Regions from separate parts of the Homo sapiens genome. Here regions 2, 3, 4, 5, 6 and 7 are each linked to region 1. Evidence: chromatin loops called from intact Hi-C (ENCODE). Cell type or tissue: chondrocyte. All regions are shown on one strand.

Region 1 (4,000 bases):
CGAGAGTCCCCGCGGGTGCCCTGGGCCGGGCCGCCGCACGGCTCCCCCCGGCGGCCGGTGGGGACGGCGTCGGCGGGCGGCCCGGGGGGCGCCGGCTGCGGCTCAAGCGTGAAGTAGAGGCCGGCGGCGTTGGCGTCCTGCTCCCGCAGCCGGCGCACGGCCTCCAGGATACGGCGGCGGTGCGCGGGCGCCAGCACCCCGATGGCATCCAGGTCCGGGTCCCCGATCTGCTTGCACACCTCCAGGTCATCGTAGCCGTTATCCACGAAGGACTCCGCGTACTGCGGAAGCTGCAGCGCTTTGAGCCACTCGTAAACTATGTTGGTGCACATGGTGGGACCGGGAACCCCGCCGCCGAGCACCTTCCCAGCGCCCAAATGGCACGGGCGGCACCAGTTCTTGGAACTTTTAATCCTCTCCTCCAAGGGGAAAAGGGTATCGCAGTAAAGTTTTCCTTTTAAAGGAAAGGCTCGGGCAGGAGACGGAAAACCATCAGAAGAAGCCTGAGGAAGGGAGAAGCGAACAAGCAGCAAAGTGAATTCCCCAAGCAGCAGCGGAGCTCGCAGGCACTGGCTGCTGGGCTGAGCAAGGCTCCGCGCCGCCCCTGGATGCGCCGCCGACGCTGCCGCCGCGGGGAGGGGCGCGCGACTGGCGCGGGAGGGGGCGGAGACGGGAGGGGCCGGGGCACACCCCTCGGACCTGCGCCGGGTCAGCGCTGCGCAGTGCCGCCCGCGAGTTTTCCCAGCCGGGACGGTCCGGCGGCTGCGCGCCGCATCTCGCGCTCTGGCAGCCGCCGCCGCCGCTGGCGCGCTCCGCGCCGCGAGGCGACTTCTCCACGCAGACCCGCGGCCGCTGGGAGCGCCTAGTCTTCGCGAGTGTCAGTCACTGTAGTCCTCCCGGCGGGAAGCCGGTGGCTTCTACGCTGCTGGGCTCCGTTGGCTGCCCTGGGTTGCTTTTCACATTTCTGTTTAATCTGACTCTTCTACCCGTGGAAGTCTGTGCTCACTTCTTCCCGACCCTGCCGGACTCCAGCTTCCGCGCCCGCTGGCAGCCCAAGGACACGTCCCGCCGCCCCACGGCGCTGGGGACGCTGCGGGGTTCAGTGTCCCTTCCTTCCGGATCCGCGTTTGAATCCCCCTTCCTCGGATCCCGTACGCAGCCCAGAGCCCGGCGATCTGACTTCTTCCGTGGGCGGCCACTCAGTGACCCGAGCGGCGGCGTTTTGGCCCGGAGGGTGGGCGCAACGTGGGGACCGCCCGGGTCCAGCCGGCTTGCGCGCCGCCCCTCCTCGCTGCAGCTGGGCACGTTGGGCGGCAGGAGAGGCTGCTGTCTTCCTGGCTCTCCCTTCCTAAGCTCCCGGGTCTGCGAAAGTTTGGGGTGGGTTGTACTTTCTCCTAGGTCAGTGTGTCCCACCCGGTACCCCACCCTCCTTTCTGCCCGGCCCCTCCCCCTCGTCGGCGCTATGCTTTCTCTCCGGGCCCCCCACCTAGTATACTGCACGGGCTCCCGGGGTGGCTTTGCCCCCGGGGACACTGCCAGGCGTTCGGTCCTGGAGCCCGGGAATCCGAGCCTATCCTCTCGCTCCCGCCCGGGGATCGCGTGAAAATCAATAGAGCACCACCCAGCTCGTGTTGGAAGGGACGCTCAGACATCTCCGCCCACGGCATTTTCCCTCTAGGAGGTAACAAAATCAATCGAGTTTCCCCATCATGCCAATGTCTGAGCAGCCTCTTGGGACTGGGGACTCGAGTGGCAGGTGGAACAGACCAAGCGCCTGGGCCCCATTTCCCGGTGTCTGACCTCTTCTTGGGACTAAGGGAAGTGAGGGACGGCGGGGGCAGGTACTGTCTCCTCTCTTTCCGCAGAAGGGCGATTCAGCTTCGCACCTGAGCTGTTTAAGGACCAGATCTGACCTTTTTTTCTGAAGATTGCCCGTGGGGCGTGCCAGTCTCTCGCCCGACCTTGGGAAGTGGACAAGGAGTGATTTCAGAGTCGTTTCTCGACCTGCTGTGTGTTTGGCATTTGGGTGGGTGGTTAGGTGGGCCCTCTTATCCTAAACCAAGAGAGCTTAACCCCCTCTTGGGACACGAACCCCTTAAAGAATCAGATGACAGCTTCTGTCCTTTTGCCCAGGAAAATACCCGACATAGGCGCACCCAAAACGTTCCCTACAGTCGCAGGGGGGTTCTGGTTTCCCAAACCCCGGGACTCACGAATCTCAAATTAAGGACAGCTGGCAGAAAGGACTGTCTGCTTAGGGGGAGGGGAGAGACCAACGCGGAGAGCCGGTGGAGCTGCTTGTGGCCCCAAACTTGGGTCACCCGGGACGCCCTTTCCGGAACCGAGTTAAGGTCTCGGACCCTGGTAGGTGGCGAAGCTCCTGGGCGCTGGGATGCTGGAAGGGCGCAGCCCTCCCCGCCCCGCGCGGGCCGCCGCCTCTCCCTCGCCAAAGCGGACTCACAGTGCCCCCTCGCGTCCGCGCGTTGACCCATTTTAAGGCGTTGTCCCTGTCCCCAAACTCATTCTATTCAGCAGAAGAAAGTGGGCTTTATGGCTTTATACTGGTTCCCCTTTGAAGCACAAATGTTTTTGTCACGTTTATCTTTATATCCCAATACTATCTCAGAAGGACCTTTGATTTTTTTTTAAAGAAAATATTTCAGCAGTTTGAATGATGCTGCTAAGAAACAGAAATTATCAGCAAATATTTATTGGGAAATTACTGTATGCCAGGCATCTATTCACAGATCTGTACACATATGGTAAATAGTAATATTATCCCATATCTTACAGAAGAAGAGATTGAGACATCAAAACTAATTTGCCAACGATCTCACTGTTACGGATGGAGCAAGGGGTTCGAATTCTGGGGGGATAAATTTAACATCAGCCTTCAGCCGTCCAGCTACTCACCTTCGAATCACAGTCCCCAGCCTGTGCTGTGCTGTGCAACATGTAGGGGGAAAAAATGGGCAGGTTGTATGGGGTGAGGATTTTTGTTTGTTTGGGGGTTTTTTGTTTGTTTGTTTTGGGACTGGAAAACTTAAAGCTCAGGAGTTTTTTTGTCTTTTTTTCTTTCTTTCTTTCTTTCTTTTTTTCTTTTCTTTTCTTTTCTTTTTTTTTTTTTTTTTTCTTTTTAACAGAGTCTCACTTTGTCGCCCAGGCTGGAGTGCAGTGGCATGATCTCGGCTCACTACCACCTTCGCCTCCTGGGTTCAAGCAATTCTCCTGCCTCAGCCTCCTGAGTAACTGGGACTACAGGCGCCTGCCACCACGCCCAGCTAATTTTTGTATTTTTAGTAGAAACGGGATTTCGTCATGTTATCCAGGCTGGTCTGGAACTCCTGACCTCAGGTGATCCGCCCGCCTCTGCCTCCCAAAGTGCTGGGATAACAGGCATGAGCCACCGCGCCCGGCCTATAGCTCAAGAGTTTTGTTGTGTTGTTTTCTTTCCCAAGTTGTATGAAAAGTCCAACAGCACGAGTCTGTAGTTCTTTGCCTTCTTATATGTGGCCTTTTCCCCTCTGGGGGCTTAAACATATTCATCTTGTCTTATAAATCCTCAGCGAAGGCAGTGAGTATTTTTATTTCCGTTTTACGATTAGGGATACTGGTTGGGGGAAGACGAATGACTTGCCCAAGGTCACACAGTCAATCAGGACACAGACGAGAACATGCTTGCCCTATCAAAGTGCTTCCCTGACAGGCAGCAGCGATCCTCCTTTATTTATGTGCAAAGCACTCTCCAATTAGGAAATAAAGCATTCTGGTGCTCTCTTTGGAAGGGAAGCCCTTTATAAATTCATCACTTGTTAATCAGTCATAAATAAAACCTACTCACTTTTGACCTCTCAGGAAACCTGCTTTCTGGAGACTTCACTAGTCTGAGCTATAGAGACTTTTTTTTCCCAGGTTTCCCTTCTATTTCTCTTGTACACTTCTACACTTACTCGAGTCCTCTTTGGGTGAACCATTGAGGCTTGTATCTTTCCACTGCTTG
Region 2 (4,000 bases), 450 kb before region 1:
AGGTTTTAAAAACACCTTACACTTAGGCCACAATAAATTTATAAAAATAAAGTATGCTATAATGTTCCAATGGCTACCGTGTCACTAGGAGATAAGAAATTTTCAGCTCCATTGTAATCTGATGGGACCACCGCTATCCTATATGTGGTCCATTGCTGATCAAAATATCACTGTGCACCCCATGACGTTATCTCAACATTAAGTTGCTGTTTTTCAATCTGGTATCCTAAAATGGATTTGAATCACTTTCAGAATTGCAGGAGTATAGATTATTTTACTTACTAAATGTGATTCAATACAATTCGAGCTTAAAACACGAAGGTGATAAAATAATGACTGTATTTACTGAATAAAAATACTTCAGTGAAAACAAAGGAAACATATTTGACCACATACACACTTTTAAATCACAGTGTAAGTTACACTGGTAAAAAGTTATGTTACGGCCCATTCTGGAGTGTCTTTTTGGTAGCTTAACTCTGTTAACAAGCTGGTGTTTTATCTGTGAAATTTCCAAAGTGGCTCATCTATAAAAATATACTTAGAATTTCTTTTAGCTCTTTCTATGATAAAAATTTAAACGGTTTTAATTTTTTCTAGCAAATGATGATTATCTTTTGCAATATGAAGTTCAAATTTCATCACAATTATAAGTCATTCCTTGGTACATCAACCAGCAAAATGTACTGCACTTAAACTTGGGTGCCCAAAGATGTATTAGTGGCATAGACAAATAAACCATTGGATATGTTATGACCCATATTTGAAAACTTTTACACATTACACATATAAATATTTACATTTCAAATAATAACAAGCTTACCTACAACATATGTTAATAACTGAAGGCATATTATGATGTTGGGCATAAGCATAACTCTATGTTCTATATTTTGGCTGATTTTAACATAATCAAAAATAGGCAGAATTGGAGATTAACATAATCACCAAATAGTCTTGAAATGCATAGTTTCAAATTTCTTTAAAACTCAGTTTGATGCAATAGGAAGAGAATCAGATTGGGAGCCAAAACAGGGATGGTGTAAATAGAACACTAGGCTGGATGCTAAGATATTTTTCAGCCCTGACATTTCATGATCCTTTTATTCTTTCCCCACAAACCTTTATCTTCAGATTTCATATCCATTTATTTTTCCTGACAGAATTTCTGAGAGTCGAATGGCTGAAGTGGCCAAAGGAAGAAAGAGAAAAAAAAAAACCAAAATGAGAGAAATTGTAGCTGAATAAACCACCTTTGGTAAAGCAAAGATTTACAGTGGACTCTCCTGTTTTACACGGATTTAAAAATATCTGATTATTTTTCAAAATATGCCACACTTTTGAAAAGAGGACAAGGATTATTGACAAAGTAAACTGGAATTAGATGAATTTGGAGATCTTGACGCTTAGTATTACTGACATCAACTGTAGGAGGTTTTGAATATGTCAGGGTATTCAGTGAGGATAAAGGCACATTAAAAAAGAATACTATATGAAGGAAGGAGAAAAAATTAAAAATTAAAACATAAAATTGGTCAAGCTGTATAAAATATAAAAAGTCCTCTGAGGCATTTTATCATGATTAACATAGAAAGTTGTAATATTTTCAATTAAAAAAGGAGATAATACATTATGAAATGAAATGTAGGTCTCTCCAAGTTTTATTTCATATAGGTTCTTTCAAAGATCATCAAAAAAGGGCCGGGTGCGGTGGCTCACGCCAGTAATCCCAGCAGTTTGGGAGGCCAAGGCGGGAGGATCACTTGAAAGTCAGGAGTTCAAGACTAGCCTGGCCAACATGGCAAAACCCCATCTCTACAAAAAGTACAAAAAAAATTCGCGGGTGTGGTGGTGCATGCCTGTAATCCCAGCTACTAGGGAGGCTGAGGCAGGAGAATCACTTGAACCTGGGAGGCAGTGCTTGCAGTGAGCTGAGGTCACGTCTCTGCACTCCAGCCTGGGTGACAGAGCGAGACTCTGTCTCGAAACAAACAAACAAACAAAAACAAAGATCACCAAAAAAGGCTTAGTTTCAGCAATATTACCATAAAAATATTTTGGAATACCTTGATAGTATGTTCAAAGTGTTGACATTCATTCATCTCCATTGATACACAATTGATATCCATCACCATTAATATATCACGCCTACCCAGCAAAGGAAATAACATTAGCTGTTCACTAAAAACAATTATTTTGGGGGAAGGTTGGTAATTTCTTTAATAATCTTGATATATCAAATACAAGCAGAGTATTTTACTGGTACTGCATAGCAAACTGACTGTAAATAGCTGACATTCTATACTTACACATAAAGATGGCAATTTTGGGAAATTCTGAGTCCTCAAGCACCGATTTGGCATTCATCTTTTTGGACTGATTAATCAGCGTGCCTTGGACAGAGTAAGCCCTCTTACTCTGAATAAAAACTGAAAGAACTTCCTAAAGCTCTACTTCCCTCCTGTTGGTTCTCACCAAAACCAATTTCTAGCTTCATCATTACACTAGCAGCAGTTCTCAAGGGAAAGATTTCTCGATTGTTAATAGGTGTTACATGAATATGGCCCCCCTGCGTTAAATGGTGTTCTATGTATCCCGATGTGGCAGGAATTATCTGAAACATTACTATGCTAATACACATTAAGAGTCTTAAGAGGGGCCATATGGTATGTAGCAATCCCAAATACATTTATTCTGCGTCTGTCAGAACATCTTACGGAATGACTGCTTTGCCGAAATCACTTTGGGACTGTGGCTCTATATGACTGAAGCCTTTGGCCAATCAATCAAATTCCCCTTAAGTCTAGCCCCAGCCTTTCTCTATGCCCCTGACATAAGCCACCAAATAAAATAAATATCATTTTTATTTTTTTGCTGATCAAACACACAATCCCCTGGAACCCACACCAATCTCCTTGAAGGACACGCAGTGCGGTAGACACATTTTGATGTGCTTCTCTCGTTTGCATTTCTGTGTACTTGAGTTGCTCATTTGTGAGCCCAATGCACTGACCTGTCTGGTATAGAAAGGGCATTAGGGCTGTGATGGTAGAAATGAAAGAAAAGACACTTTGGGAGGCCAAGGCGGGTGGATCACGAGGCCAGGATATCGAAACCATCCTGGCTAACACGGTGAAACCCAGTCTCTACTAAAAATACAAAAATTAGCCGGGCGTGTTGGTGGGCTCCTGTAGTCCCAGCTACGTGGGAGGCTGAGGCAGGAGAATGGCGTGAACCCGGAAGGCGGAGCTTGCAGTGAGCCGAGATCGCGCCACTGCACTCCAGCCTGGCGACAGAGCGAGACTCCGTCATAAAAAAAAAAAGAAAGAAAGAAAGAAAGAAAAGAAACAAGAAACAAGGAAAGGTGAAAAGAAAGGGTCAGTTTGGTCTTTGATGACCAAATAGAATCCTGGAGTTGGGTTAACAGTCATAAAGGTCAGAATTGAGGGAGAAAAATTTTTTTAAGTCCTATTTGCTCTCACTTAGCACATGGAGAGCCAAGCCTGGCTACTAGATCTTAGAATTTATTACATGGCCTGAGTAGAAAGGTCTAGAATATGAGGTAAAGAAAGCAGAACACCCTTCCAGAACGACGGTGGGAAGAGAAAGATGTGGAGGCGAGGGAAACAGAGAAAGAAAACTTGACCTCCCCTCTCTATTTCAAAATCTTGGCAGGCAGGATTGTGAAATTTGGCTGAGAGCAATATTGAGGGTGAGGAGGATTTCAGCCTGCTTCCTGTTTGGGTTTTCGGGAACAGACTGTTTCCAAGAGTGCCTGGAAGAATGTGGGAGGTCCAAACGTTTGGATTCAGTGAGGAAACTTAAGGTCCCCAACACCTGAGCTTACCCTGCTGCTTTGGGGAGATGGCCCAGGTTTCCACTGTGCCCATTAGGAAGGAGGAGAAGGTTGTGCTGGCTGTGAACTTCCCAGCATGAACTGTCCCTGACAGCCTGGGTACAGGGTGAGGGTGGTCATACCAGGTCGGGGCCAAATGTGAGT
Region 3 (4,000 bases), 250 kb before region 1:
TCTGATCCAAAAATGGGTAAAAGATTTGAGTAGACATTTCTCAAAAAAAAAAAAAAAAGACATACAAATGGCAAACAGGCACATAAAAAGTGATCAACATCATTAGTCATCAATGAGAAATGCAAATCAAAACTACAATGAGGTATCAGCTCACCCCAGTTAAAATGGCTTATATTCAAAAGACAAGCAATAATAAATGCTGGTGAGGATGTGGAGGAAAGGGAACCCTCGTACACTGTTGGTGGGAATATAAATGAGTACAGCCACTATGGAAAATACTTTGGAGTTTCCTCAGAAACCTGAATACTGAGCTACCATATGACCCAGTAATCCCACTGCTGGGTATATACCCAAAAGAAAAGAAATCAGTATATCGGAGAGACATCTATATTTTCATGTTTGTTGAAGCACTGTTTACAATACCTAAGATCAGGAAGCATCCTGAGTGTCCATCAGCAGATGAATAAAGGAAATGTGGTACATATACACAATGGAGTACTATTCAGCCATAAAAAGAAATAGATGCTGTCATTTGCAACAACATGGATGGAACTGGAGATCACAATATTAAGTGAAATAAGCCAGGCACAAAAAGACAAATATGTTCTCACTTATTTGTGGGATCTAGAAATTAAAACTGTTGAACTCATGGACATAGAGAGTAGAAAGATGGTTACAGAGGCTGGGAAGGGTGGTGAGGGGCTGGGGGGAAGGTGGGGATGGTTCACGGGTACCAAAAAAGTAGAATGAATAGGACCTGTTATTTGATAGCACAACAGGGTGACTTTAGTCCATCATAACTTAATTGTACACTTTAAAATGACTTAAAGAGTGTAATTGGATTGTTTGTAACTCAAAGGATAAATACTTGAGGGGACGGATACCTATCCCATTCTCCATGATATGCTTATTTTACATTGCATGCCTGTATCAAAACATCGCATGTACCCCATAAAATATGTACACCTACTATGTACCCACAAATGTTAATGTTGTACTAATGAGAATGAAGTGAAATAAAATGAAAATATTGTACTAATGATAGCAAAGCAGTTACAACTATGAGTAGGGGCGTCTGTGTGTGTGGTGTTTTCCCATTCAATGTATGCCTGTGACATGATAAGCACTGTATAAAAGTCCAACAAATTCCTCTACTCCTGGACAGGGCCTGCCTCCCATGAACTCTGCACTTCCCAGTGAATGCATGTTTAAATCATGGCTGCAGCAAAGGAAAGCAGCATTGGCTTTCTGAATGTCGGAATCAACACTGATAACAGTGTTAATATTTAAGCAAATGCATTGACTGTTATGTTTCTTTGTCAAAGTGAAATCGGTCATACTCCTTGTAAAATCATATGAAACAAGCATCACATTCCAATTCTGTTGTAGTCTGACAGTTTACTGCTCTAGGGCAATAAGGCAAAAATAAATGCAGTCACCCACAAATTGCTTCCAATTGTATGAGAACTCCTTAAGTATACAGTAAGTAGCTCTAAAAGCAGAAATCTGGATTCCAAACAAATTCCAACATGCTTCAAATTGCTTCTAACATATTTCTTTTCGGAAATGCTTAAGTGCAGAGTGCTGAAGTCTCTAGTTAGCATAGCTTTCTGTGTTCATTCCTGCCTTAACTGAGCCACCATGAGGTCAGATTCCATAAGTGTGCCATGAGAGGACCCTCTATGGTGTCATCCTCAGTTCCAGAATATGTAAATATAATACAATTTCAGGGAAATATGACATAATTAGAGGCTATTATGCAGCCTTCCATGAGCCCTAATTTGCATGTTTCCAGTAAAAGTACACAGCTCACAGTGAGTACACACAAACTGTCATTTTTTCAATACTATAATTATTACTTGCAAGCCTTGAAAAATATCTCTATCAATACCAGAAAAGGGTTTGTGGGAGATTACTGCAAATGACGATGGAATAATTAACAGTTCTTTCTGCTTTCCAAAAATTTCCATTGTGACAGTATGTATATTGAAAAATTCATAAATATATAAAACATGAATAAAAATTCCTATTATTAGGTTTTAAACTTCAAGAGTTAGAAAAATACCTAAGGAAGACTGAGAACTGGTATCACAATGAAACACGATTGCGTTATTTGAGGCCTGGTGTTTCTCTGTTGTTTTTGATAAAGACAACAGTTTATTTTTAAAGGCAGAGGTGATATGAGTAAGATTTTGCACTTGTCAGAGGGACATATCAAGATTATAAATTCAGACTTCAAGAACAAGATGCTTATATCTTCCATTTTACCATAGAGATAATGAGGAATAATACTGACATACACATGTACACAAAGATTCTCTGCTCTACAAATATATTATATTCAATTTTATCAAAGAATTAAAAGCATGGAGCCAGGGATGTAACTGTTTTCAAGGTTCTGATAGAATGCTACAATGAGATATAATCAATTGATATTTAATATATGATGAGAGTTTCTATTACTAGTTATTACTATATTACCAGATTTTCATATAATTATTTATGTACCATCTTCTATTTATTATATACGTTTGTATTTCCTGTAAATCAGTTCAGATCTCTTCTGAAAAAAAAGAATATTTCCACAAGTATTATTCTTTAATCCAAAAAAAGAATAAAGAAAGGTCCTAAGAAGAAGAGAGTTAGCGTCTCACCAGCAGAAACTCAACTCTTTTGCACCTAGTACAAGAACAGGCCTCAATCGTGTGATTAGTGTCATCTGGTTTGATCCATTTTTTTACGGGGGTTAATAATTTCATGTCTTTCAGGATATAAATTCCCGAAAAGTAAACATTTTCTGCAAACCCCTAGAGAACTACGAGCCTTCGGCATGCATTAATTATAACCATCACTGACTGAACCCTATTTTGTGGTTGCAATAATTCTTTTGGATCCCTGTTGTAAACTCTTAGTGAATCTGTCATTCACTCCTTCAACAAGTGCTTGCTGAGGCTTACTATGTACCAGGAACTGTTCAAGGTGCTGAGGATACAACAAGAAAGCAACCAAATATAGACAATTCCTACACTTCCGTTGCTTACGTTTTACTAGGGAGACAGATGGAAAAAAAAACACTACACATAAATAAACTATATAACATGTTAAACGGGTGAAAGATAAAAAGAGCAAGGAAAGAGGGTGGGAAGTATTGTAGAGCAAGGGGGAGTTGCAATTCTAACTTCAGCAACCAAAGAAGCCCTCATGAGAAAATAACATTTAAGAAAAAACCTGAAGGGTCTCGACAAGAGAACTTTCCAAGAAGAAGAAATAGCCAGTGCAAAGGCCCTGAGATGGGACAAGTCTGGTGTGTTCCAGGAGCAGAAAGGAGATGTGTCGTTGGAGCCATGATGTGGTCATCTGCCCAGCAGCAGCAGCACCCAGAACTCTGTCAGCAATGCAACTTCTCAGATCTACTTTGTCATAATCTAGGGCTGGGTGTGGAGTCCAGCCATCCATAGTGTTTTGTTTGTTTGTTTGTTCATTTTGAGATGGAGTCTTGCAATGTCACCAGGCTGGAGTGCAGTGGCCCGATCTCAGCTCACTGCAACATTTGCCTCCCGGGTTCAAGCTATTCTCTTGCCTCAGCCTCCCAAGTAGCTGGGACTACATGCATGTGCCACCACACCTGGCTAAATTTTGTATGTTTAGTAGATGGGGTTTCACCAGGTTGGCCAGGGTAGTCTCAAACTCCTGGCCTCTAGTGATCCACCGCCTTGGCCTCCCAAAGTGCTGGGATTACAGGCGTTAGCCACTGTGCCGGGCCCAGTCATCTGTGTTTGAACAGCTGCCTTCCTTCTCCCATTATCCTGAGCCTCATCAAACTGTGAGAAGCCTGGTCTAAAGCAATGTGTGCAAGGGAGGTCACAGGAGAGGAAGAGAGAGAAGCAACGGATCCTTGCATTTTTACTCTGAGGAAGAAAAGTCAGGAGACATGTGGCACTGGAACAAAAATAGATGAATACATATAGACACAAAAACACACATTAAATAATTAATTGAA
Region 4 (4,000 bases), 150 kb before region 1:
ACACACACACACGTATACTGTATTGTTGGAGGTTTATCTTTAGAGTAAATTCTTAGAAGCGGGATTGCTAGGATAGAAACCAAATGCATATACAATTTTGTTACATATTGCCAATCCTCCTTCATAGGAATGGTACCATTTGCTATTCCCACCAGCAGTGTAGGAGAGCTCCTATTTCCTTACATCCTCTCCAACAGAATGTATCGTCAAACTTCTAAGTTTGCCAATCTAATGAATTAGAAATAGTACTGGTGTTGTTCCAATTTCATTTCTCTTACAATGAGAAGAAGATTTGAACATCTTTTCATATGTTGTCTTTCTGTGCATTCTTGCTTCATTTATTTGCTCATTCGTTCATAAAGTTTTTGTTCATTTTTTCTTTTAATTTTTAAAAGATGTTTACAACTTAGGGGTATATGCCTTTTATGGGAAAAGAACACTGAAAATATTTTCTCCCAGTGGTCATTTGTCTTTTAACGTCTTTGCTTTTGGTGTTTACCATTTTGAGTAGATAGTTTGTGTATTTGTTTGTTTTCAATTTTTTGCTTTTGACTTGCAAAAGTTTTATTTTTATGGAGCCACATTTATCTTTTGCTTTGTTGTATAGGGATTTTTAAAGAGTAGAAAGTCTCTCTGTGTTCAAGTTGTAGAGGGATTCGGTCATGTTTTCTGCTAGCGTGTGTATAGTGTTATTTCTTTTCACTTTCAGATCTCTGATGCACTTGGAGTTTATTTTTGTGTGTGGTATGAGCAACAGATCTAATTTTACCTTTTTCAAAATTGCTTTCCAGTTGTCCCAACACCATTTATTATAAAAAGACCATCTCTATCTCATGGTCTTAAATACTACCTTTATTTTATACTGGATTTTGATCCATAATTAGATGACTCTGGTGTTTGTTTACATTTTATTCCATTGGTTTCTATTTTATGTAGGCAGTTGCTGTGTTATTTGGTCCATAGATATCCATAACTGCTATAACCTTGTTGTAGACTGTGGCTTCTAATGTTAGAAAGTGTTATTCTTTCTTTTATCTAATGCTTTTACACTTGAGTTCATTCTTTCTGTAAACCTATATGATTTTTGCATTTATATTGTTTTAATTGTCACATTCATTGTATTATATGATTAACACACTTTTTCACAATGAAAACAGCTTTGTAACTAGAAAACTACAATGAAAAATCAGTTGGACATAAGATGTGAAGAGTTTGCAACCTCTCTGTTTACTTAACGTGGAAATTCTAGAGAATCAAGTAGATATTGTAATTAATAAATTACATAAATATTCTTTAGCATTTGTCGTGCCACCTATAATGATGTACTGCAAGAGCTGATTTTGTTACACAGATTCTGATTAATAAAGTCACTCTGAATGTCTCTGTGTACAGATTTGTTTTTCTGTCCATTCAGTAGTATTCTAGTTTTAAGATGCTTAAAGGTATTATAAAAAAAACTAGGGCAACGTGGATATACATGCATAAATATTGTTTCAGAAGAGAAAATTTATACAAATAAAAATAATTGAATTTTTTAGTTGGGAAAGGCATACATGTGACAAAAATGAGGACCAGTAAAGTGACTTACCTAAAGTCACATAGCAAGATAGTACAAAATCTCTCCTGTCATGCAGGTTGCTTAGCAGCTAGTCAAGTGTTCTTTTTACACTTACATGTTAAGCCTGTTTCTGTGTGTATATCAGAAGAAGTGCCTTCTTCACTTTGAGAATATCTTGGGAAATGGAAAATTTGTGTGCCCAAACTAGCCTGAAATGAAACATTAAGAGGAACCAACATATTCTTCAGGAAAAAATGTGGGGAAAGCAAGGAAAATACAGAGGGAAAGAGCAAAAATGAGTTTCAATGTTCAGAAGTAAAATTGCTAGGTGCCTTGATGATGATAACTAAACACACATGTGGTGAATCATCACTCATGGTCCTGATCACTTGGGTTCATTGTGCTTGTCAATCAAAAGGACCCCAGACGTGCCTGCCACCAATCCCCAGGCTGACCCAGATGCTTCTAGTGACTCAGTTAGGAGGATGGAGGGCAAACTGACAACAAGCAAAATTCTAATTGTTGGGAAGGTATTTTGGGTTTCCTGCACTTTGTTTTATATTTTTTTTTTTTTGAGAAAAAGATAGTCAAACCATCCAGGCATAAAATCATTCTAATAGAAAAGCTGTTGAGAATCATGGAGAAAAAAAATAAACCCTGTACACTGGAGCTCACTGCTTACTCACAGGCACTTACATCAGGATAGCAGCAGCAGCGGCAGCAGGAGCAGAAAAACAGGCTAATCAGAAGGAAGAAAAAACATTCTCTGAAAACGCTAAAATGGAGCAACAGTAGTGGCCTAGAAAGGGGTATCATATGTTTTGGTAAAAATAATAATAATAATAATAAGCCATGTAGCAATGGAGAATTGAAATTCCTGAGAGTCACTGAAACTGTTCAGGGGCTCCTTTCATTCTCTTCTTCACTTCCAAACCCTGCAAATCCCCCACGGAGCTCTTTGTATAGAGATAATTTCTCAGACTACTTAGCGGAGAAATTCATACTTTTATAGAAAGGTATGTGATGATGGTGTATTTATGTGTGAAAGAGAAAAGAGGAATTTACTGGTCTCTCCATCTTCAAGAAAGAAAATTCTAAGAATTTTCACATCACCACCTACAGACCATGACAATGTCTTCCAGAAAAATAAACATTGTTCCTTTTATGGCTTTTAGAACTAGAATGCAGAATTCAATTATTTATTTTAAAATCCCTAACAGGATTTTATCCTGGAGGAGAAAGCGTGCACAAGTAAAAGGAATTGTAAATGCTAACAAAATAAAGGAAAAAAGACAAAAAGGCTCATTATAGAATTTTCAGTATCAGGGGATTCTAATTCTAAACTGTGGATTAAATTCGTGTCATTGTTGATTACATCTTCTGGGCTGTGACCAGTGTTGTAAAAGAATAGGAGAAGCATGAAGTCTCAAAGGCAACTTCTCTTCTCCATGCCCATGGGAATATCTTAGAGCTCACAATGAGTTAATAAAAAGCCCCTGATTCTTGATCTCATGGATAAAGAGCTCACCAATTAACAGGCCCACAGGAAAGAACAAAGCAGCTTCATATCGAAACAGAAAAAACAAAAAACAAAGCCCTGCAATTTGCAAATGTCCAAGAAGTGCATGGAATATCAGTAAATAATGGAAAGGAATACAATTTTTAAAAAAATAGGCTCTGTGCATATTTGAAAGTGTCTTTTTTTCCAGATAAATAATTCTAGATGAACAATTTCATACACACAGAGCATTTGAATAATTCCATAGAATCCATTTTACCAGATCTTTCTGCCTAATTACAAGTCTTTGAACCAGACACCGGTACTTGAAAGATCAATGCCTGGCTGCACAAAGCATATATAAAGCATAATTAAGAGGAGGACTGCTCGACGGAGCCACGGATAACATGCATATGGATGTGTGAAGTCTTCACATGTACACACTTTATAGCTGTGATATGCACATCAGACACATACTCTCACTGTCCAAAATGTCTTTGGCTGCCATTTTATAAATGAGGCAATCAAAGGAAAATGGAATTAAAAACAAATAATAAGGTAACCAAATTTTAGATCATCTTCTTATTTGAATCTCTGAGTATAAAGCAAGTCTATTTAACTCCATTTTGAAGTATTTATCTCTGAAAATACCTTACTTCCTATTTAGATCAAAATTTGGTACATTTCTAGGAAATACGTGGATTTTAAATGTGAAATGATTTGTTCAACTTGCTTCTCATTTTTTTAATTCCAAATCAATATAATCAAACATTAACACTTTGGACTACTCAGAAAGTATATTTATACTTTCAGGAAGGAATATGGTAGAGTATGTACTTAAGTGGGAGCATTTTGTGTGTAAACTAGGAAGGTTGGCTTAGTCTCTGGGAGGCAAACAAATCGAAGTCGCTGAATTCTGGGGGTTCTCAATGCTCAGAGGAGGC
Region 5 (4,000 bases), 660 kb before region 1:
AATAAATCTCTATGCTTTCCTCTTGTTAATTTGTGTTTTGTGATAGGGGTCTCAGCCATGAACTGTGATGAGTGAGAAAAAGATATTACTTTTTCTCCCTCCTAGCGCCACACTTCACATAGTCACCCAAGACAGAAACCAGAGCGTCATTGTCAACACTTTGCAATCAGAATCCATATTCAACCTGTCACTAAACCTTGCTATTTCTACCTCTTTAAGAGCTGAGTAGCTGTCTTCTCCATTTCCACTGCCTGCCTCAGGATATGACCATGGTAGCCAGGATTTATGGAAGACTTTCATAACAACTCTTTTTCTTTCTTTCTTTCTTTCTTTCTTTTTTTTTTTTTTGAGACAGAGTCTTACTCTGTTGCCCGGCTGGAGTACAGTGGCACAATCTTGGCTCACTGCAACCTCTGCCTCCTGGGTTCAAGTGATTCTCCTGCCTCAGTCTCCCAAGTAGCTGGGATTACAGATGGCCATCACCATGCCTGCCTAATTTTTTTATTTTTAGTAGAGACGGGGTTTCACCATGTTGGCCAGGCTGGTCTCAAACTCCTGACCTCAGGTGATCTGCCCGCCTCGGCCTCCCAAAGTGCTGGGATTACAGGCTTGAGCCACTGTGCCTGGCCGACTCTTCCTGATTCCAGTCTTGATCCCTTTGCATGTATCCTCTCCCTTCTTACATTTCTATTGCTCCCAAAGAAGTGAACTGAAACTCTGGCGAAGTCACTTACCATCAACGACCACTCTCCAGGAGCATAACAGTCAAGCTTCCTGACATGGAGCAAAGGTACTTTTAGCATGAGCCTTTCCCTGACCTCTTCAGGACAGCCACCCTTGATTTCCTCCCCATGCACCTTACATCTAGTACAGCAAGCTGCCGCCAACCCTGTGCACAGACCTCTGGCATTGCACCTACCAGGCCGTTCTGTTCCTGTCTTCTATTTGACTCCCCTCAGCCTGAGCAGATGCAGGTGAGTGATTCTGAACCTTCAGATCCTTATGTCTACAGAGAAACTGGTACCTAGTAAGTGGTCAATACATTTTGGCTCCGTGAATAAATAAGTGAATATTCGATTCTCTTCTGACTGCTGGGGATGGCCTTATCTGACAGCTAACGTCTAAACAAGTTTCCTAGAGTGATTAACACAAGCAGGCAAGGATGAAAGAAAGAAATGCAAAACACAGTGATCCTGAGGCCCAGAGAACCAAAACAGGGAAGGGCAGAGGGGTGGGGACACGGCAGGGAAAGTGCCTGCTACATGGGTCAGCTTTGCTCTACACACCTTGGTTGGTTCTCTTTGAGATCTAGTTTTATTCATATAAGAAATCATTTCTTTAAGTTCAGTGCCACATATGAGTTTCATTATAGGCCAGCAGAAAGCAATAAAGTACCCTGGAGACAAAGTAATAGCATGAAAACGTGTGGAGCTATGGTCCAGCTTTGTATTTGAATAAGGACTATATTTAACACAAAAAGAAAACCTCCCAGGACGGATGCGGTGGCTCATGCCTATAATTCCAGCACTTTGAGAGGCCGAGGCAGGCGGATCACTTGAGGTCAGGAGTTTGAGACAAACCTGACCAACATGGTAAAACCTGGTCTCTACTAAAAATACAAAAATTAGCCCGGTTCGGTGGCGCATGCCCGTAGTCCCAGTTACTCGGGAGGCTGAGTAATATTTTATTTTGTTAGCCCTATTTCATGCCCATTTCTTATGGATTAATTTAAATTCCAATATGCAAGTGGTAATAATATGGCCATTGGTAGTCCCTTCTGTGAATCACAGATTTTACAGTAACGTGGAGAAACAGGCATTTCTTCATCTTCGATGTCTACTTGTTTGGGAGCAATTTATCAAGGAGACTGTTGAACCATCAAGAGTAAATTGTGTACTTTGGGGTGCAAACTGCTAATTGCTAATGCATTAATTAAAAGATTTCTTGTGCTTTTTTGCTCCAGGAAGCAAAGCCTATACAAATGTACCCAGTCACCTTTTCCTGACCTGCCCCTGCTCCCACCCCTTCTTGGATATTCGGAATGAGAACACGAAGATAATTTGTATGCACATTTCTGACAACCATTTTAGGGTTCTGTAATGATAAAGAACAATTAACAAAGGCTTCCCTGGCATTGACTAACCACTTTCTGGGCAAATGGTTTAATTAACGAAGAGGCTGCTTCCTTTGGTTTAATCACACAGCATTTAAGTAGAGGCCGCTTAGGCAAATAAAAGGCTGTTATTTCTTTTGGGTATTTTGCTAATGTCTGTCTGTCCACAAGATGGCAGTAAACGTTTGATGAGTTTCTATGATAACTTTAGTCTTTTGTGTGTAAATGTGTGTGTATGGAAGGGGTGGGGGTGAGACTTCCTTTAGAAGAAAAATTTTATTTATTTGATGTTTTACATTGTTTTACACTTTATGTCAAATACGTCTACTAGTATATAATTAATTTAAAATATCTTCAAGTGGGTGACAGTTACACTGTTTATCCTAACAGTTCAGCTGTGTATCCTAACAAAAATAATATCGTCTCCATCTCAACTGCATCTAACAAAAAGGATGAACAAAAAGTTAACATTTGATTATGAGAAATTAGAGAGTTCTAACTTTACTGGCTAATAACTTGGAAATATATGAACAAACTGGTTCATTTCTGAATCCTAGGTGAGTGGGTGCTATAAGCAAGAGTTGTGGGTACTATATGCAAAAGTGAAACACACTAGGATCTTCTCTGTAAGAAGCTTTAGACCTACAGAGACTATCCAAGTGAGTGTGTTCACAAAATTGTTATACAAGCTAATGGGTGACATAAGGGAGATATGAATGAGAAACTGTGTCACTAATAGTAGAGGAGAGATGATTTTTAATTGGTGGGAACCAGGAAGGCATTCTTGGAAAGTGGGGCACTCAATATTTGCTCTCACCTAGGAGTGGGACCCAGACTTGTGAGTTGCCTGCACATAGGTGTGAGAGTAAAAGCTCACCTGGACAGGTGAAGAATACCTGGGGATGAATAGGTCAGTTGACTTGGTTGCAAAGTGTATCTAAAGGGTAGGATTGGGAAGAGTGAGCTTGATGGTTGAATGTGAGTTTTAGAAGTTTGGATTTTTTTCTGGAGGCAATGGAGGATCACTAAAGGTTTTGAGCTGAGAAGGAGCCTAGTGGCAGTGGCTCAGAAAGAACAGCCTGGAATCTCTGCAGGATGTATTGAGGTGGAGAGACACTGGCTGTGTGATAGTGTGTATAGGTCTAGAGAAAGGTGGTGTTATGGTCATATTCAAGCTACAGTCCTGAAGCAACGACCATTAACTTCATTTCTTTAGGTGATTTTCCTCATTCGAAAGCAAAGGCTTGGACGAGGTGGTTCTTTTCAGCTCTAAAAATTACAGGCCTGGCTAGGATAATAGCAGGGGTATGGAGACAGGTGAATGGATGCAGGAGAGATTAGCAAGGCAGGCAGAGAAGCACCTGGTCTCTGACTGGAAAGGGAATGGAGGGACATTGGAATGGAAGCTTGGCAGGAAGCAGAGAAGAGAGATAAAGGCAGAAGAACATTTTATGCAAAAGAACATTATATGCCTAGAGTCACAGTGGGATTGTAAGTAGAGAATGGCAACGCCAGCTATGTGAAGAATATTTTCAGATTTGAACACTGGCATTATTTGTAACAGTTAAATCATAGACAAAAGAATTGTTTAAATGTATCTGAAAGATTTGGGTAAATTATCTGAAGAGGTAGCCGAATACTGTCATGGAGGTTTCCATTCCTTTCTTCTTGATACATGTAGTATTCAGCACACATAACATTGCCAGAGAAGGCAGAAAGGCTCTTAAATGCAGTATTGGAATGGACACAAAACAGGCAGGTCTTTGTATACAAAGATGGCTACTATGGGCCTCATAGGAGCTGGGCTCCCAGCTGCTTTCCTGCTGGTGGTGACCTATGAGGCCCAGGCCACCACGTGTGCTCCCAGAGCCACAGCCACCGGGAGTG
Region 6 (4,000 bases), 740 kb before region 1:
CATAAACATGAGGGTTTATTTATGGACTCTCAATTTGATTCCACTGATCTATATATCTGTTGTTATGCCAGCACCACATTGTAGCGTTGTAGTAAGTTTTGAAATAAGAAAATGAAAGTCCTCTAGCTTTGCTCTTCTTTTTTAGGACTGTTTTGGCTATTCTAGGTCCCATGAAGCTTGCAAGGCTTTTGAAGGACCAGCTATCTTTGGTGCCTGGTTCCAGAGTCTATCTGCAGGCTGAGCATCTGAGGGTGGCTTGCACGTGTGCCGAGGCTGCCCCACGGGCTAGTCCCCCTGTGCCACTGAATTATTCAGTCTGCCTGAATGGACTTTTTCTAGGTCCTAGAGCTGGATCTTGTGAATCCAAATTCCTGATGGGTACCTTGTGAGGGAGGAGATGAAATTCTAAGTCCAGCTCTCATAGTGTTCCAAATAGGGTTGATGTGTTAGGTCTGATGGCTTACTCTGAAATCCTAAGAGTTATTAATAATTAGCTTTGGGCTGGGCATGGTGGCTCATGGCTGTAATCCCAGCACTTTGGGCGGCCGAGGCGGATGGATCACGTGAGGTCAGCAGTTTGAGACCAGCCTGGCCAACATGGCGAAACCCTGCCTCTACTAAAAATACAAAAAATAGCCAGGCGTGGTGGCAAGCGCCTATAATCCCAGCTACTTGGGAGGCTGAGGCAGGACAATCGCTTGAACCTGGAAGGTGGTGGTTGCAGTGAGCTGAGATCATGCCACTGCACTCCAGCCTGGGCGACAAAGCGAGACTCTGTCTCAAAAAAAAAAAAGAAAAAAAACCACAAAACAACAACAACAATAAAAAACAAATAATTAGCTTTGATGGTGTCAGTATAGCCATGATGTAGCTGTTGTTTTTGAATTATTAAAGTAATATAATCACATCCTAAAAAAATGGCAAACAGGGAAGAAAATTCACCGTAATCAGAATTCGCTTGTTATAGGTTATAATGTTATTTTCGATTATCTAATGCATTACTGTACATATACTCTTTTTCCTCTGTAGAAAGAAGTTTTTGCATTATTTTTGGAATTTAATTTGAACTGAGAATTCCACTAGGGATTTGTGGGTATCTATCATTTCCCTTGTGGTTTTCGAGAGGCCACATACGTTTTTGGAGACATAATCAAGCAAAGTCATACGTCAAGACTAGAAAGAGTTTACTTCATATGGGTGCATTCATAGGAATGCATTTCCGGGATTTAAGTTAGGCTAAGACTTAACGTGTAGCTTTTCTCTCTATTGCACTTTTTCCTCTGTAAGAAAATATGTGCATTTCCTCATCATTCTCAGTAAACTATCGCAAGGACAAAAAACCAAACACCGCATGTTCTCACTCATAGGTGGGAATTGAACAATGAGAACACATGGACACAGGAAGGGGAACATCACACTCTGGGGACTGTTGTGGGGTGGGGGGAGGGGGGAGGGATAGCATTAGGAGATATACCTAATGTAAATGATGAGTTAATGGGTGCAGCACACTAGTATGGCACATGTATACATATGTAACTAACCTGCACATTGTGCACATGTACCCTAAAACTTAAAGTATAATAATAATTTAAAAAAAAAAGAAAATATGTGCATTTCCAAATGCCTCATCTCATTGTAATGATTCTTCATACTAGCTGCAGATGTTTTGGCCACATCAGTTTGGCTTCTTACCCGTCTGAATAGAACTTGCCACTCCATTTATTGAAACCTGGGTTCTTGGAGTCATTATGCTCCAATTTTCTTCAGGTTGACCAGCAAGGGGCACTAAAGTATAGCATCTATTTTCTCCTAGCCACAGCAGAGGTTTCGGTAAGCAAGTAATTGAGCAAGAATCTAGAAACTGTGCACTCTTATAGTCAGATCAAAAAGCTGTTGGTGGTATATTTGATATTTTTCAGGGGTATTGATACTTTTTAAATGAAAAAAATTCTGATTGGACAAAAAGGGAGCAAAACAATTCCAAATACAGAATCACTCTTTGTTTGTAAGCCATAATTCTCCTGTCTAGTCAATACTATTAGGTAAACTGGCAGAATCCTGTCATTGCTTTTCTGTGAATTACTGCATTTTTTCTTTTCTATCCGGAGAACATAATGGGCTAGCCACATAACGAGTTCCTAAAAGGATGAACTACTTGATGTTACACTGACAAGCAATTATTATAGGGGCCTATTGGTTGGTCTTTTTTTCTTCCCTTTAAATTTTGCTTGCCTATTTATTTCCATCAGCTACTAAGGATGACTCTTTTATTGTCTCAAATAAAGGATGCAATCTATATGCTAGGCACACATTATGAATAATTCCTTGTCATAACAAGGCACAAATGTCCTTCAGAGACCGGCACAAAGTTACTGAAGCTGTTCAGGATTTGGTAATGAGCTTTTCTTTCTTTTTAAAATTTTAGCTTTTATCCATGCTTAATCATACCAAGTTACTGAAACACTAGGGATAGGGATGATAGAATTTAACAATTCGTCCACCCAGCTAGAAGCAAATACCCATGATGGTTTCTAATTCTAAATCAAATAAATAGTTTTTGGAAGCTCTGCCCACCTATCAATACTATAGAAATAATGCATGTCAAAGTAATTAATTCAACAGGAATGTTCAATTACAGCCACTGTATCATTTTTTCAGTAATGTTTCATTCTTTTTTTTTAAATACAGTTTTTTTTTTTTTTTTTAAGACTAAGGCTTTTTTAGGCCTGGTTATTTGCAGCCTGTGAGAATTGTGTATTCAAATGGATCACATACTTCTTCACTCATCACAGCACTCTTCTCTCAAATATAATCCTAAACCTCAAATGGCTGATTACTTAAGAACCCTTAAGAAGTCTTAGCTGAATGATGGATCTCTGAGAGTACGATTTCTAATATTTTTCTCTCTGTTAGCCAGAATTAGAAACTGGAGGTTGCAGAGCAAAGATTTTTAGGAGCCGAGGCAGATATCCAGGGTGAGATGAAAAAGACAGAACAAGAGGAAGGAAAAGATGAATGCTTCCGTGTTTTCTAAACAACCCTGAAGACAGTCTGTCTTGGTTTCTTGAGATGATTCTGATATGCCCAGGTGTTGTGCCCCTCCCCCTATCTGCACCTTTCTTGTCTCTGATGCCAGAGGGATGAGGGCAGAGACTGTAAGTGACTGGCAATGCTAAGAGCACAGGCCCTGGAGTTCATCTGCAGGGTTCACATTCAGGCTGTGTGGCTTTGGGCAAGTATTTAACCCTCAGTTAATTCTGCTGTAAAGTGAAGATTCATTCACTCACTTAACAAATATTTATCAAACACCTGCCTTATGCCAGGCACCATTCTAAGCACATATGTTTTCTTCGAGGATCAGATGAGAGAATGAATGTAAAGCACTTAGGACTGTGACCATAAATAATGACCATTACTGTCTATTGAGAATCCGCGGTGCACAGGCCCTAGGCTATATATTTTAGGCAATTACTTAACCCCTGTTTGTCTGTTTTCCTCATTTGCAAAGACAGTGTCTTGTCTCACATGGCTCTTGTGAGGTTGAAACAGGGTAATGTACATAAAGTGCTTAGAACAGTGCCTGGCATGTAATAGAGTTTGCCATCATTACCTCTGTTTCTCAGACATGACCTGGAGAGGTAAATGTTATTATCACTGCTTTAAGATGAGTTAACTGAGGCGTAGGGAGGTAAGGTAAATCGGTCAAGGTCAAATGGCTGGTAAGTTGCAGATTCGTACCCCTATCTGTCTAGACCGAAAGCTTATGCTTTTCTCAGTGTACCTTGGTACCCTGGCTCCTAGAAGCATTGAACACCTGGCTTGATCACACAGACTGTTTACACATGAGCCTTTTTGTAGCTCTGAAATGCCACTTCCCAATTCCTCCAAGTCTCCCCTATCAGCCCACGTGCGCATGTGTGTGTGATGCATGCACACACACACACACACACACGTGCACATGCACTCACATCTACAGTCTCTGCAGGAGTATTCATTCTGA
Region 7 (4,000 bases), 960 kb before region 1:
CTTGGGGGATTTAAACCTGAATCTTCACTACAAGTTCACCACCAGGAAGGAAGATGGAAGAGGTGATTTTTGCATCTGAAGGCTAGGGAAGACAAGAAAGTGGGAGGCCAGGTATGAGTTACACTGAAAAAATTAGAGCAAAGGCTGAGGCAGGAGGAGAGCAGCCTGGGCAACATAGTGAGACACTGTCTCTTTAAAAAAAAAACTTCTAAAAAGTTCAACTGGGTATGGTGACATGCATCTATAGTGCTAGTTCTAGCTACTCAGGAGGCTGCAGCAGGAGGACTACTTGAGCCCAGGAGTCCGAGGTTGTAGTGAGCTATGATCACACCACTGACCTCCAAACTGGGTGACTGAATGAGACTCTGTCTCATTCAGAGGAAGAAGAATTGAATATCCTAATCACCTAAAGTGATTTTCTGCCTACCTTTTGGATAAAAGGACCTTGAGAATCTAAGGTGACCAGAGAGAGGGGAGGGAGGCTTTTTCACGCAGAGCAGCCTTTAATAAGCCACCACCCTTTGGTGTAGCTGCACTGGTGTGGGCTGACCACTGGGTGCCATTTCTGAGTGGCAGGCCCATGCCCTGCAAGCACCACCATTCTCCACGGCTGAGTGCAGAGAACTGTTGATGACCAGCACAAAAATCTGAAAGCTTTCTATTGTAAACTAAGGGAGAGTCGGAGCTAAGAACAGAATCAGGGGAGAAACCGCTAGAGAGGACAAGAGCTAGTTTTGAATTCTAGTTATTTCCCCTTATTCCTGTGCTGTGAATACAGAACATGTAAGGAAAATCTCACTTATCACCAAATTGTGCCAAAACATGGCTAGGACCTACTCTCCTTCCTCCTATCCACACAAAAATGAAAATACCTGTATTTACCTGCAAGGCTTTTAGGAGGTAGCCATTTCAAAATTTAAATCTTTCAGCCAAAATGTACTGAACAACGCACAAGTAAGGTACATGGATGAACACGAAGGAAGGGGAGCCACAGGTTAGAGACGGAGGGAGACAGGAACAAAAAAGCATAAGAAATGACGAGGGGGAAGGGGAGGAGAAGAATGAGGAAGAGAAGCAGCAAATGTAACATGCTCAGGGCCACGGGAGAAGTGGGAGCAAAATAAGAGCAAGCTAGTTGGCTGGGGACTGAGGCAGGAAATCCTTCAGAAAGAAAGAAGGGTTTCTGCTAAGTTTAGCTTCTTAATTTTTTTAAAAAATCTTACTGTGCTGTACTTTGCACTTCAAGTCATGGGACTGTGCAGCTGCCACCTTACTTCAGCGGGCTGGGGTCTGCAGCTGGTTAAACATGTTTTCTGTAAGGGGCCACCAGAGGGACAGGGAGCCCCATATGTATTTTTGTCCTCACCCTAAGGACTAGGGATGTCTTTTTTTTTTTTTTTTTTCTCCTGGAGACAGAGTCTCACTCTGCTGCCCAGGCTGGAGTACAGTGATGCGATCTCGGCTCACTGCAACCTCCACCCCCAGGTTCATGCGATTCTCCTGCCTCAGCCTCCTGGGACTACAGGCATATGACACTATGCCTGGCTAATTTTTGTATTTTTAGTAGACACGGGGTTTCACCATGTTGACCAGGCTGGACTTGAACTCCTGACCTCAGGTGATTTGCCCGCCTCGGCCTCCCAAAGTGCTGGGATTGCAGGCATGAGCCACCGTGACCGGCCAGGACTAGAGAAGTCTTGACCTAACTGCTATGGACCAAATATCCCCACCTCAGGATAAAACTTATTATGTAATAAGTGAAAACACAAATTGTGAATTTTTACTTTCCCTAAAAGTCATCAAAATACTTCAAAAAGTACACTGCAGAAAAATGTACGCTCCCACTGCTACACCATTAGCACAAAATGTGATTGCATTTTCCTCTCTGAAATGATGACTGACAATATTTTCACTATTTTTAATCTACTGTCTTCAAACTACCACACACTTTGAATAATTTTATCCTCCGGTTTGGACTTGGCCCAGGCATTGCTTGAACTTCCCCAGGATGCCAGCAGATGGCACTGTAGTTTCTTTATTCATCTTGCTGTGGTGAGTGGGATTTTGTTTTTAAAATTTCACAAGTTCACCACCTAGATGCTGGCCAAAGAATAACAAGCCCATGTTTCATAAGCGTGAGGCTCCCCAACTCATCAAATTTACAATCCTTTGAATTTTACGTTGAATCCAAATTCAATGTGTGAATTTGGATGCAGTGACTTTCTCCCTGCAAACAGAAGCTGGCATAGAAGCAGTGCAAAATGCCATCTCCTTTCTCCTTGAGAATGATTATTACAATTCATCCAGCAGGAGCAAAAATCAATGATATAACCCAAGTCCAAAAGTGGATGGCAGCAGGTGGAAGGGGTCATTTACTAATCTCCTGGTGGAAGAAATTAATGCTCAGACGTCAGCTCCAAAGAGGCCTCCTGGTAGTAGTACCTCCTTCCTCCAGCCAGAAGCCCCAGGCCTGAGGATGGTGGGCGCTGGAGCTGGATCTGCTCTTTGGACTCATCTTTTTCATTGTCAATGGGTAAAAAGTATGGTAACTTCAGCATGGATTTTGATGACCAGGAAGCAATAATTAATATTCTGCTGTGCTTTAAAAATCCATTTAAACATTTAATTATCATCAAGTATTGGATTTAAAGTCTCAGAACTGAACCTTAGCAAATATTTGTTCATCAATAACTCCTACTATTAAGACCCCAAATCTATCTGCTTAAGTGTCAACATTTTTCCTCAAGATCCCTAAACTGCTTTAGCTGTTCCTGAAGGCAAAATTCACTTAAGAAAATTCCTACATTAAGGAATTTATCAATCCCATTGAAAAATAAAAATAATTTAAGAGACAGTATCCCCAGAACTGGTTTCTTTCCTCCTACCTCTGTCTTTAACAAATTCTTTGTTAAATTGCTTTGTGTATTCATTTTCACTCATTCTTTCATTCAGTATTTATTTATTCACCTCTCAGTAGGAGTCAGGCATCCTCTGAGGTCCTGAGAACATAGCAATAAACAAGACAGATTCAAGAAGGGCGACTGCAGAGTCAAGGAGTGAGGAGAAGTTGAGGTGATGGGACAGAGAAGGCTTCTCTGAGCAGAAACCTAAATAATGAAATAACATTCACTTCCCCAGATGGGGAAAGCTGGGCAGGGGAACAGCAGGGGAGGGAACAAGAGGTCCCCTTTGGACATGCTAAGTGTGCGGTGCTTATTAAACATCCCTGTGCAGACAGTAAAGAAACAGTTGGACATGTGAGTCTAGAGCTGCAGATAAGAATTTGTAAGTGACTTGCATACTCTAAGCTCTGACTGAACACTACGAAGAGAAACATTATGAAGACTGAGCTCCAGGGCAACCCGATTTTTAGTGGTCATAAAGAGAAAGTGAGGCCCAGCAATGAGACTTAGGAGGAGCAGCCAGTGGGAGAAGGAAAAGAAGGCAGAGTGCTCCTTTACCTTTCTGGTTAGAATATTATTAAACTCCGTTTTACAAAAATTATATCGCAGCTGGGCGCAGTGTCTGACCCTGTAATCCCAGCACTTTGAGGCCGAGACGGGTGGATCACCTGAGGTCAGGAGTTCGAGTCCAGCCTGGACAACATGGTGAAACCCCATGTCTACTAAAAATACAATAATTAGCCAGGCGTGGTGGAGAGCACCTGTAATCGCAGCTACTCAGGAGGCTGAGGCAGGAGAATCACTTGAACCCAGGAGGTGGAGGTTGCGGTGAGCCGAGATTGCGCCACTGCACTCCAGCCTGGGTGACAAAGTGAGACTCCATCTTAAAAAAAAAAAAAAATTATATTGCAGTCTCTCACTCCACACAGTGGAAACTCTAGGTTGCCATATTTTCTTTTCCAGTGAGTCTACTGCTTTACAGTGGAGATCCTCGTAAGACCATAGAGTAGGAGGAGGAACACAACACAGGTCAACATGAAATTCTTTACACTTGTATAGAATTCCACCTCTCAAATGCAATACTCTCATTACCCCCC

What was found. Hi-C counts contacts between places; a loop is a spot of excess contacts. Peaks named below come from ENCODE experiments on the same cell type or tissue, not always from the same donor. Only the 100,000 strongest peaks of a DNase experiment are listed, where the experiment ranks them.
Region 2: a loop joins it to region 1, with 2.9 times the contacts of the local background. A loop is called at or near these places in 3 of 110 quality-filtered maps.
Region 3: a loop joins it to region 1, with 2.3 times the contacts of the local background. A loop is called at or near these places in 2 of 110 quality-filtered maps.
Region 4: a loop joins it to region 1, with 4 times the contacts of the local background. A loop is called at or near these places in 45 of 110 quality-filtered maps.
Region 5: it touches region 1 in a loop (8-fold over the local background); 91 of 110 quality-filtered maps call a loop at or near these places.
Region 6: a loop joins it to region 1, with 6 times the contacts of the local background. A loop is called at or near these places in 23 of 110 quality-filtered maps.
Region 7: a loop joins it to region 1, with 6 times the contacts of the local background. A loop is called at or near these places in 34 of 110 quality-filtered maps.

Annotation. Positions count from the first base shown.
Region 1 is chr6:147,505,261-147,509,260 of GRCh38, reverse strand. It overlaps SAMD5 (sterile alpha motif domain containing 5), which reads right to left and starts at 571. Exons shown (of 2, transcript NM_001030060.3): 1 at 1-571. The coding sequence starts at 332. RefSeq lists a silencer at 2,370-2,419. In chondrocyte, CTCF peaks have their summits at 57 (motif pointing left), 2,470 (motif pointing left) and 2,725; DNase peaks (open chromatin) are centred at 830, 1,110, 1,800, 2,429 and 2 weaker places.
Region 2 is chr6:147,950,513-147,954,512 of GRCh38, reverse strand. It overlaps a transcript of SAMD5 not described here. Among named protein-coding and RNA genes, the nearest start is that of SASH1, 390 kb to the left of the region's middle. In chondrocyte, no CTCF peak of the experiment used is centred here; no DNase peak of the experiment used is centred here.
Region 3 is chr6:147,750,406-147,754,405 of GRCh38, reverse strand. It overlaps a transcript of SAMD5 not described here. Among named protein-coding and RNA genes, the nearest start is that of SAMD5, 240 kb to the right of the region's middle. In chondrocyte, a CTCF peak has its summit at 1,656; no DNase peak of the experiment used is centred here.
Region 4 is chr6:147,652,912-147,656,911 of GRCh38, reverse strand. It overlaps a transcript of SAMD5 not described here. Among named protein-coding and RNA genes, the nearest start is that of SAMD5, 150 kb to the right of the region's middle. RefSeq lists an enhancer at 1,940-2,109. In chondrocyte, no CTCF peak of the experiment used is centred here; no DNase peak of the experiment used is centred here.
Region 5 is chr6:148,164,836-148,168,835 of GRCh38, reverse strand. No RefSeq gene overlaps it. Among named protein-coding and RNA genes, the nearest start is that of SASH1, 180 kb to the left of the region's middle. In chondrocyte, CTCF peaks have their summits at 2,089 and 2,294 (motif pointing right); no DNase peak of the experiment used is centred here.
Region 6 is chr6:148,249,278-148,253,277 of GRCh38, reverse strand. It overlaps a transcript of SASH1 not described here. Among named protein-coding and RNA genes, the nearest start is that of SASH1, 92 kb to the left of the region's middle. RefSeq lists enhancers at 36-535, 536-1,037. In chondrocyte, a CTCF peak has its summit at 1,774 (motif pointing right); no DNase peak of the experiment used is centred here.
Region 7 is chr6:148,462,952-148,466,951 of GRCh38, reverse strand. All of the region lies in intron 4 of SASH1 (SAM and SH3 domain containing 1), which reads right to left. Among named protein-coding and RNA genes, the nearest start is that of SASH1, 120 kb to the right of the region's middle. In chondrocyte, CTCF peaks have their summits at 1,815 and 2,026 (motif pointing right); no DNase peak of the experiment used is centred here.